Regions from separate parts of the Homo sapiens genome. Here region 1 is linked to region 2. A link is an interaction called in ENCODE POLR2A ChIA-PET data of the cell type or tissue named here. Cell type or tissue: PC-9. All regions are shown on one strand. Each heading gives the region's core, and the rest is flanking DNA. Links, peaks and the distances in the headings are about the cores only.

The links. ChIA-PET counts read pairs that join two places held together with the same protein. Peaks named below come from ENCODE experiments on the same cell type or tissue, not always from the same donor. Only the 100,000 strongest peaks of a DNase experiment are listed, where the experiment ranks them.
Region 1: POLR2A ChIA-PET joins it to region 2 with 8 read pairs; 1 of 35 experiments calls an interaction of 5 or more read pairs at or near these places.

What each region holds. Positions count from the first base shown.
Region 1 is chr14:54,433,488-54,438,876 of GRCh38, reverse strand. It overlaps CNIH1 (cornichon family member 1), which reads left to right. Exons shown (of 5, transcript NM_005776.3): 2 at 2,440-2,508. Among named protein-coding and RNA genes, the nearest start is that of CNIH1, 5.2 kb to the left of the region's middle. In PC-9, for the core only: no CTCF peak of the experiment used is centred there; a DNase peak (open chromatin) is centred at 3,086; H3K27ac peaks cover 927 bases.
Region 2 is chr14:54,036,481-54,041,869 of GRCh38, reverse strand. No RefSeq gene overlaps it. Among named protein-coding and RNA genes, the nearest start is that of BMP4, 82 kb to the right of the region's middle. In PC-9, for the core only: no CTCF peak of the experiment used is centred there; a DNase peak (open chromatin) is centred at 829.

The DNA of each region.
Region 1 (5,389 bases), core at 266-5,265, 400 kb before region 2:
AGAACTCACTTATTCCCTCCAAGATGACACCAAACCATTCATGAGGGATCTGCTCCCATGACCCAAACACCTCCCGTTAGATCCCGCCTCCAACATTGGGGATCAGATTTCAACCTGAGATTTGGAGGAGTTAAACCAAACTCTAGCAGGTAGTTGAAGTATCTTTCAGAAGACTCATTTTACAATTTTTAAATTACATTCCAAAAATCTTATTTACATTAATCACTGTATTAGAGAATGTTTTTTATGCTGATGATTATATCTGTCAATTTAGTCCTAATTCATGTCATTGATGCTCTGTGGAGAATAGAGTCGGGAGCATAGATTGTTTGAAAAATTAAAAGCTTAAAAGTCATTCCTTAAAGATGTGTATTAAATTGGAAGGTATTCTGAATTGTGTACTTGGGCATCTTTAGGGATTTATCTGTTTTATTTTTGTTATACTTCTGTAGGAAATTTTGTGGGTGTCTTTGCTCAGCCACATAGCTGCAAAAAGATTTGAAAATCATTAAGAATATTCTCAGAAGAGGTTCGAAAACCCTAGCCTATAGCACTCAAAGAGAAACCCATTCAACAACATAGTTAAAAAATCCCTGTGACCAGGCACAGTGGCTCATTCCTGTAATCCCAGCACTTTGGGAGGCCAAGGCAGGTGGATCACCTGAGCTCAGGAGTTTGAGACCAGCCTGGGCAACATGGTAAAATCCCATCTCTACAAAAACTACAAAAATTAGCCAGGCATGGTGGCATGCACCTGTAGTCCCAGCTACTCCGGAGGCTGAGGCAGGAGAATCATTTGAGCCGAGGAGGTGGAGGTTGCAGTGAGCCGAGATTGTGCCACTGCACTCCAGCCTGGGTGACAGAGTAAGACCCTGTCTCAAGAAAAAAAAAAAAAAAACCCTTGAAGTCACCTGGAGAAAATGTCCAATTAAATGTCAGTTTTAAAGACAAGTTTTGTATTCTGTTAAGTTGGATCTTGTTATAGACAAGTACTTATGATTATCATCCTTGTCTTGAGCTTTATTACTAAAATGCATTGGGGTTATATACCACGGCTGACGTCAAGTAGCAGACTAATAACGTCCATAAGTAATCAGAAATTAGTATTTTCTAATTACACATGTATGTTTTTAACATTTGTGTTAGGTGTCATTAGCCAAGGGAAATCCCCCTGGTGAGTTCTGCATTTTTTTTTTTTAATCCCTAGTGCTATTTTTTTCACCCCCTCCTTCCAGTTAATATTTATTGAACACTTAACTATGTGCCAGGCACTATTTTATATTTTAGGCCCTGGGACATAATAGTAAATACAACAATCTTTGTTCTTTCAGAGATTACATTCTAATGTTTTATTATTTTCCTTCTATTGTTGTTTGGTTGGAGTTTTTATTAGGGCAGGTGGGTGAATTTTATGGAACTCTAGAAATTAAAAAAACCGTCTTTTTATGAATCTAAATTTTAACAGGGAAATAAACAGTCATGTTAAAAGATGGAAATATGTAACTTTACTGATTACTGATAATATTGAGCAACACTTTCACATATAAAGATACTATTCCTAACTCATTAAGGGAAGGGTAGCTTAGTTTGTGTGTCCCTGGGGTGAGTAGTGTTAGCAACTAAAATGGCTCCCCCATCAACTTGCTGCCTTTGTTTTCTTTCTTTGTCACCTGAAATGATGCCACAAAGTGGTGCAGAGTCCCTATTTTGACTCTTAATGTACATTCTAGTGACCCTTGAGGTTGAAGCCACATTCCTCCAGAGTGTGGACAAAAGCATCCTTACAAATGTATGTGTTTGGGCACCAATGGGAACACATTGAAGAGTTCGAATCCATCTCTAGTGTCCCACTGAGCACTGTGCCAAGGGAGGAGGAGCATGCACAGATAAATAAAAATGGTCCTTCTCCCTGAGAGTGTAGAGGGGCAGACAGACCTGTGTGTAAATACCACACTCCAGGGTGAGAAAAGCCATATCGATGGCATTATAGAGTCCCATGCTGTGTGGAGATGTGGGCAATTACTTCTGCCCAAAGGAGTTAGGAAAGCCTGCAGAAAGAAGTTGACCTAGGAAGGTTTGTTTTTTTTTTAGGATAAAGAGGAATTTGGATAAACAGTTGAAATTATTTTTCTACTCAGAAGATTATTTCGAGTAGAGATAAGTTGAAATAACTTGAGCAGAGGCATTGACGAAATTGAAAATTGAAGGTATTTATTACAGTAATACCAAATTTTAGTGATACTGAGATAAGAGTGTTTTCACTTTAAATCGCATTCTGGTTCTTTTTGTCATATATGAGTTTACTGTAAATTGGTATTTGGGATCTTGGTGTACTTTTGTTCTTGTTTTATTAACTTTAATAATTATTTGAAGATGGGGCAGGTTTGTTGCTGCTTTTAATTAAAGTGAGTGGTCCTAACTGTTTTAATTTTATTTTAGATTATAGCATTTGATGAGCTGAAGACTGATTACAAGAATCCTATAGACCAGTGTAATACCCTGAATCCCGTAAGTTATAATATAGGATTTATCTTTAGATTTTAAAAATATGTTTGTTTTTAACTTGAAGTAATTTGAAAATGGCCAGTATTCTGAGTAGCATAATATATTTGTACTTTTTGAAGTAGGCAGAATTTAAAAAATCTTCTTTTTCCTGTCGTGCTTGACTATTCTATTATTAATCTGCTGGTGATCTTGTCAGCTGTCATACTAACATTCTTCCAATCTGCTTTTTACATTGTCGGCCAAAGACAGTTGAAAAGGTCAAAAAGATTAAAAGAGTCAAAATTGCATTAAAGGTGTGTACTGCTTTTTAGTTAAATGTTTTAATGCTATATTCATTTCATGGGGAGGGTTAGGGCATTTGTATTTGTAACGTTTTGTTCAGTGTGCTCGTTCATATGCCTGTTGAGGTTTATGATTTCATGAAATTTCATATTTTATGCAAATATATGCTTGCTGGCCCAGTCAAGTAGGGAAAGCTGTTAAATGCGTATGCGTTTTTTTATGTTATAGCCATAGGCACTTCTATGTGAAATTATTTGGTGTAGTACTTGAAAGTTGGTTAACATAAAATGACTAATAGATGGTGAGATGATTCTCGGGTTGTGACTTATTGTGAGGTAGTATGTGAGTGAAATCTTTAGTATGGACTTATCTGCCATATCTAGTTTTATCTTTGGTTTGCATATTCTGGAATAAATGAGTCATTCTTTCAGCTGATGTTTATTCAGAGCCTGTTAGGTGGATAGCTCTGTTCTGGGGGCTCTGGGATCTCGCAGCAATGCCATTCTTTGGACTTAGGGTGCCATAATTTTGTAGATAACAATTTGTATACAAATGTCTATGTGGTTATTTCTAGTGTGTATCTACTTTCTGTTTCTAAAACAGGCCTGAATTACACTGAGTTCTGAGCCATCATGAATTTAGTGATAATGTAGCTCCATTGTGCTTAGGGTTTTTGAAAAAATATATATGTATGTATTTTTAAATTTTCTTTTGAGATGGGGGTGTCTCTATATTGCCCAGGCTCTTATCAAACTCCTGGGTCAAGTGATCGTCCTGCCTCAATCTCCTGGGTAGCTGGGATTACAGGCACACACCAGGGTACCCAGTTTGTTTTTTTGTATTTTTGCCTGCATTTAGGAAGATACTCTTTTAGCCTGTGTATTTGATTTTGCCTGACTGGTCAGTAATTGAAAGGTTGGTTGTTTATAAGAAAGCAGTGGGTATGTCTTCAAGAAATAAAATACAGTAATTCAGCTTTAAAAATTACTTAACGAAGGGGAGAGTTTGTGTAGATTTTAATTGTCTAGCATACTAGTGTACTAGCACTAGGTGCTAGAGGGATTTTATTTGGAAAAGCATCTAGAAAGTTAGTTTGGTACTTTATTATTGTTTCCCAGATAAATGTGGATGGTGGAAGAGATTTCTAGTTTGTCTTTAGAGAACTGTTACAGTAAGAGTTGATGTAGGTACAATTAAAAGTATTAACTTATTAGCTGTTTCTTTGCTCTTATGAAACAAGACATAAGAAGATGAATTTGCCTTCTCTTGGAAAGCATTAAGTGTTAATTTTAAAACATCTTAACCTAAGTAGTTGAAGTTGTTACCAGGAAATGAAGAAACTGAAATTTCCCCTTTTGATAGCTGTTTATTAATAGTATTCTGTGCTGTTTGTCTTTTCATTACTTCAATAACCAAATGATGATGAAGGTAAAAATATTTGAAATCAGATGAGGATTTTCCTGGGTGCTAGGCTCTGTGGTAAGCACTTTGCCTGAATTTTTAAATTTAATTCTCATGACAATCCTGAGGTAGGTAAATTGTTATCTCATGAATAGGAGAGTAAACTGAAGCTTTGCCAGGTTAAAGCACTTTGCCGAATGTTATACAGCTAAGATAGAGTCAGAACTTGAACTCAAGACAGCCTAATTTTTGAAGCTCAAGTTCTTGTATTTTCCTAATGTATTGTAAATTTAGGAGGGACAGGTTTCATTTTAACAGGTAATGTGCGATTCCTGGCTTTTCTTAACGGAAAGAAATTCTCACTGAGAAGAGACATGTGCTTGGGACATCCTAATGCTGCAGGAGGTTGAAGGACGTTTTTATAGCAGCACAGGTTGCCTTTTGGATAGGGTGCCAATAATTGGCTGAATAGCAGTGCATCTGACAGTTTTCCCTATTTAAATTTGTTTTGACAGTTCTGCCAAAGTATGGGGGAAGACAAATATCACTATTTTTTAAATTGTGAACTTTAACAAGAGAATATTATATTTTGCATGTTTAAATGTTATCATTTCAGCCATATTTGCTTGAGGTTTTTTTTCTGGATACTAGTTTCTGTTTGAACCTTGGTTCCTAAATTGAATAATTTTTGTGTCTCTTATGGGGAAATTTTGTCATTAAAGAATGCTCGGAGAGGGTTGGTTTTTAAGAGAGATGGGTAGTAAATGTTTCTGGACTCCTTTTGAGGAGAAGGGAGGGAATGGCATTGTTTCATATTAGAACTGGTAGAGTTGTAGATTATCTTTATTAACACTTTTATTAAAGTAATATTAAGAGCGGGAGGGGTTCATGCTTTCAAAATCATTCTTTCCATACTTCATTCTGTAAGTGTAGGATAAAACCTTGCATGAGGATTTGTTTGTTAGGTATCAGATGGCTTTTTAGGGCTGAAATAGGCTTATATTTTAAAGACAACGTCTGTAATTTAAACAAGTATTATAAAAGCAACTCTAGTGGAATTCTTAATAAAATGTATATTTTTCTTGGTTTGTTCTGGTTATAGTCCTTGAGTTTCAGAGTCCTATGGCCCTTTTCTTGTTTAGAGAACTTTGATCTTAAATAGATGCTGGCTTAAATGTTATTTAGAAGTTTAGGTACATAT
Region 2 (5,389 bases), core at 67-5,066:
TTGTTATTGTCATTGGTAATGTAAAAGCAAGAAATGCTGATTGTAAATACATTGTATTAGAATTAGAATCTTAACAGGCAGTGAGAAGAACTATTGACCAGATTATTCATAGAAACATAGAACCTTAAAGGAAGAAGAAACCTAAGCAATTTAATATTTTTATTTTAATAAGAGGAATCTGAGACCTAGAAGGTTAATCCGTTTGTCCAAGGTCACAGAAACAAGCCTGTAATCCAGGTCTCCCTGGCTTTATTTGGTGCTCTTTCACTGCATCGTGCCCCCTTTATTCATACTGGGTCTAAAGCAGTCAGACTGGGTCATAACACAACTAGATACGATGTTCAGAATTTGCTAATGTCACAGAGAGGTGGAAAATCAATAAGTGAACAATTAAAAATCAGCATTTAAAACAACTGCACTGTAATAAAGTAGCACAAGAAATTAAGTAGATCATGTTAGACATAACCTCATACTTAAATAAGTAAAAGTTTTTCTATCTGTGGTTCTAAGTCCAGATTTCTCCAGCCTTCCAAATTTGTTGCCCTTACGCTTCAATATTGAGAAAAAAATATGAATGTTTTCTTCCAACTCCTGCTGTACTAAATACATACTGATAGAATAGTGATTTCTTAAGTTGAAGCACTTGTAAAATTATTATACAAATAAGCTGTTTGTGGGACATTTGCAAGTAAATATAGATTATTGGTGGTTCACAAAAAGTCCATATTTATATCTTGAGATTTTTTTTTCTTAACTCCTTGCATTCCTGAAGAGATATATGACCTGTAAAGCAATGAATCATTCCATTCCAAATACATAGAATCATGGAATTTGGGGTGAGAGGGTTATTTAGAAACTGCTTAAGTCCAACATTTATTGATGAGGAATCCAAGACCCAGGAAGATTAATTGACTGTATGTAACCTTGGACAAGGAACTCTTATGAATCCTTCCATAATGTCACCTGAAATTAATTTTTTTTCTTGTAAGTATCTAAGTAAAATTAAACTGTTTGAGTACTTAAGCTAAAATATATTTTCTTGTCTTTCTACTTCCCTTCTAACTACCTTCTGAAGAGCAACAATAATTATTCCAAAAAATTTTTTTTCTTATTTACAGTCTGATGTTAGAGGAATATCATAATGCATAGTCTCATAAAATAACTTTGTTTCATATACACCTAACTTTAAAAGGTTGTGTATGTGTAGCAAAGAATTTGGTCTAATAGTCTCCCCATATTGACATATACAGAATTCCAGAACAGTCTGAACACATCCTCATCATTGTGTTTCAGGTTGGTGGTGATCTGATTGATTAAATTAAGCATGCCAAACACATGAAAGGCTTGGGTGAGGGTCACCTCACGATGCAGCAAGCATCCTGAAGCACCAAACTTCAGAAGCAAAGACTAAAAGAAGACCTCCCCTTATTCCACCTTGCAGGGGAAGTCAGCTCTTTAATGGAAGGAAAACAATTAGAAAATACAGCATCTTAATCCAAGAAGAGTCAAATGGAGGAAACAGATGTCCATTATTTAATTCTGTATTTTCCACTCTTTCAGGTAGAAAAGAAAGATTTGTGGGGAATCGTAAGCCTTATGGGTCCTAAGTTATTTATCTCCCAAGCCCCTGCTTGAGAGCAGATCTTCATCTACAGAGAGGAGAGTCCCTGACCCAAGTCTCAAGAGAGTTTCACCCAGTAGCTTCTAAGTGCTGCAAACCTGAGTCTAGAGTTTTGGGGTTTTTAAAGAAAAGTTAAGCTGCTTTTTTATTCTTAAGGAAACTTACATAACCACTCAGCTTGTAAAACCAAAAAGGCTTTTTCTTTGGACAGTGTCAATTCATTGTTATGTTTACTCTATGTTGTAGATTTTGCTAGATATGAGGCCTACATAAATTAAATTTCACATCTTGGAATTTATTTTAATAGATAGCATAAAAGTGCAGTAATGAGTATAGAAAGGTATTCACTGTAGCATTTATTACAATAGCAAAATGTTGGCATCACCACCTGAAGAACTATCAATATGGGATTTGCTGAATAAATTTTTATATCCACACAGGAAAGAATTATGCATCCTTTTTTTAAAGTATCCTATGGATATTTGTTGTTTTTGTAATTTTCAACTTGATAAGATGGCATAGGTAAAAACCTTCAAAATATGTGCTTTCAGAAAGCAGTTTTGCTGGGGAAGTAGTTAATCATAAAATGCTTTTTTTCTTTCTTGTTTAAACTCCTTTTGGATAAAGAGGTTCTATGCTGCAACAAGGCCAGCTGGGATTCCCAAATAAGAGACTGTTTCTTTAATGTTTGTAAGACTGACCAACGTAAGTCACTAAATCAGGGAGGGCTCCAGCTGGACATAATTATTCTGTGTGAATGGGGACCTGGTAGACGGAATCAAGTTTAGCATCTGCCAGGGCATCTTGCTGCAGACTGTATATTGTGGGATATTTGATTCAGGACATTGAAAATAAGAGGCATTCATTTGGAAACAAAAATGAACCTATATGTAGGTTTACTAAGAGCTGTCTTTGCCCATATGTTGATTATTACAACATGCATAATGCAGATGAAGTCTTCTTAAGTTAGTAGTGGTTTATAATTAATAAGCTAGTCAAATCTTGGATATCGGGAGAAGTGTCACTTCAGATTCTGGGCTCTGTTTATTTTCTCTCTATACCTAACATTTGCTGTCTGTCCTTAGACTTTATCCTTCCTGAATTCCCATCTTTTTGCTGTAGAATCTCTCACATCCTTTCTGTACTTTCTTAAAGACCCAATTATTACAGAACATGGTTTTTGTACTCTCAACTATAGGAAAGTTATATGCAGCTGCTGCCACCAGGATTTCACTATTCTTTTTTGACCGCTATAACTTGTGCATTACTTTACCTTGTGTGGGCATGGCAACTCTTCACTCATTTGTTTATTCATCAAATATTTATGGAGCACATACTTTGTGCCAGGTCCTATTGTACAAAGAATAAGATTTGGTTTGTGCCCTTGGGACTTTATATTCCAGCAAGAGAAGCAGAACTTTATACTACTAATTCTAATGGAATGTAGTAAGTACAAGGATAAAGATATGCATTAAAAAATATGTGCATGGGGTGTACCTGGAACACAGAGGAGGGACCCTTAACCAGATTAGGGAAAGAGAGGCCTGAATAGCATCCTAAAGGATGAAGATAGGTAAGCTGGGAGAGAGGAGGTTCAAACAAGCATTGAACCCCAGTAAATGATATGTATTCTGACATACTTGATGGGAAGAAGTATACTGATATCTGCAACTGTGAAATGCGTTAAGAAATAAGATGCATTAAAACTAAAAGTAGGTGATACCATTCAGGACATAGGCACAGGCAAAGATTTCATGATGAAGATGCCAAAAGCAATTGCAACAAAAGCAAAAATTGACAAATGAGATCTAATTAAACTAAAGAGCTTCTGCACAGCAAAAGAAACTATCAACAAAGTAAACAGACAACCTAAAGAATGGGAGAAAAATTTTGCAAACTGTGCATCTGACAAAGGTCTGTTATCCAGCATCTATAAGGAACTTAAACTATTTACAAGAAAAAAACAACCCCATTAAAAAGTGGGCAAAGAACATGAACAGACACTTCTCAAAAGAAGACATACATGCAGCCCACAATCATGCAAAAAAAAGCTCAACATCAGTGATCATTAGAGAAATGCAAATCAAAACCACAATGAGATACCATCTCACACCAGTCAGAATGGCTATTAGCCAGGCATGGTGGTGGGCGCTTGTAATCTCAGCTACTTGAAAGGCTGAGACAAGAGAATCACTTGAATCTGGGAGGCGGAGGTTGCAGTGAGCCAAGACTGGGCCATTGCACTCCAGCCTGGGCAACAAGAGTGAAACTCTGTCTCAAAAAAAAAAAAAAAAAAAAAAGGTCAAAAAATAATAGATGCTGATGAGGTTATGGAGAAAAAGCAATGCTTTTACACTGTTGGTGGGAGTGTGAATTAGTTCAACCATTGTGGAAGACAGTGTGGCAAATCCTCAAAGATCTAAAAACAGAACTACCATTTGACCCAGCAATCCCTTTACTGGGTATATACCCAAAGGAATATAAATCGTCTATGATAAAGACACATGCATAGATGTGTTCATTGCAGCACTACTCACAATAGCAAAGACATGCAATCGACCCAAATGCCCATCAACGATAGACTGGATAAAGAAAATTTAGTACATATACACTGTGAAATCCTATGCAGCCATAGAAAAGAACGAGATCATGTCCTTTGCAGGGACATCATGGACGGAGCTGGAGGCCATTATTCTTAGCAAACTAATGCTGGAACAGAAAACCAAATACTGCTTGTCCTTACTTGTTAGTGGGAGCTAAGTGATGAGAACACATGGATACATAGAGGGGAACAACACACACTGGAGCCTATTGGAGGGTGGTGGGTGGAGAGAGGGAGAGAAGCAGGAAAAATAACTAATGGATACTAGGCTTAATACCTAGGTGATGAAATAATCTGTACAACCAACCCCCATGAAACATGTTTACCTGTGTAACAAACCTGCACATCCTGCACCTGTACCTCTGCATTTAAAATATAAGTTAAAAAAAAGAAATAAGATAGGTTGATGGATAGAAAACAATTTTTAATGAAAACATGTGATAAAGTATTTACAATAAATCCTAATTGTAGAATATAGATGGTGAGTATATTATTTGTAAAAATTTTAAAATTATTTAAAAATTTCGTGATAAAATGTCTGAAACATTTCTTTGGATAAGATGAACACCATATTAGACACTGCAGTAGAAAGGGCATGTACTTGCACAGAGGGAATAGGAACTGAAACAATGGGAAGAAAAAAGGGCTGAAAAACAAAAATCAGAGTATCAGAAATGTGGAAAATATCACAAAGTCTAATACAGATATACTTGGTGTTTTAGAAAAATAGAAGAAAATGGTCAGAAGAATAAAGAAATAATTACTGAAATTTTTTCAAGATTAATAAACCCAAAGATGAGAAATACAAAGTAAACTATACCTATTCACATCATAGTCAAATTGTTGAAAACCAAAATAAAAAGAAAATCTTAAGAACAGTTGGGGGGGTAGATATATTGTAGAAGATATAAATGGGAATATTTTTAAAAATACTTTGTTAATACAAAAGAAGGCATGTAAAGAGAAGCAAGGTTGCAAAAAATAAGTGTTACCAAAAAAACAGATAACAAGCTGGTAAATTGAACCCAAACATATTAATGATCATATTAAATCTAAATGCACAAAAAGATGTAATTAAAAGGAACAAATTATAAGATTGATTTAAAAAAACCCTCAACCCCATGCTGTTTAAAGATACATTTAAATATAAAGACATAGATATATTA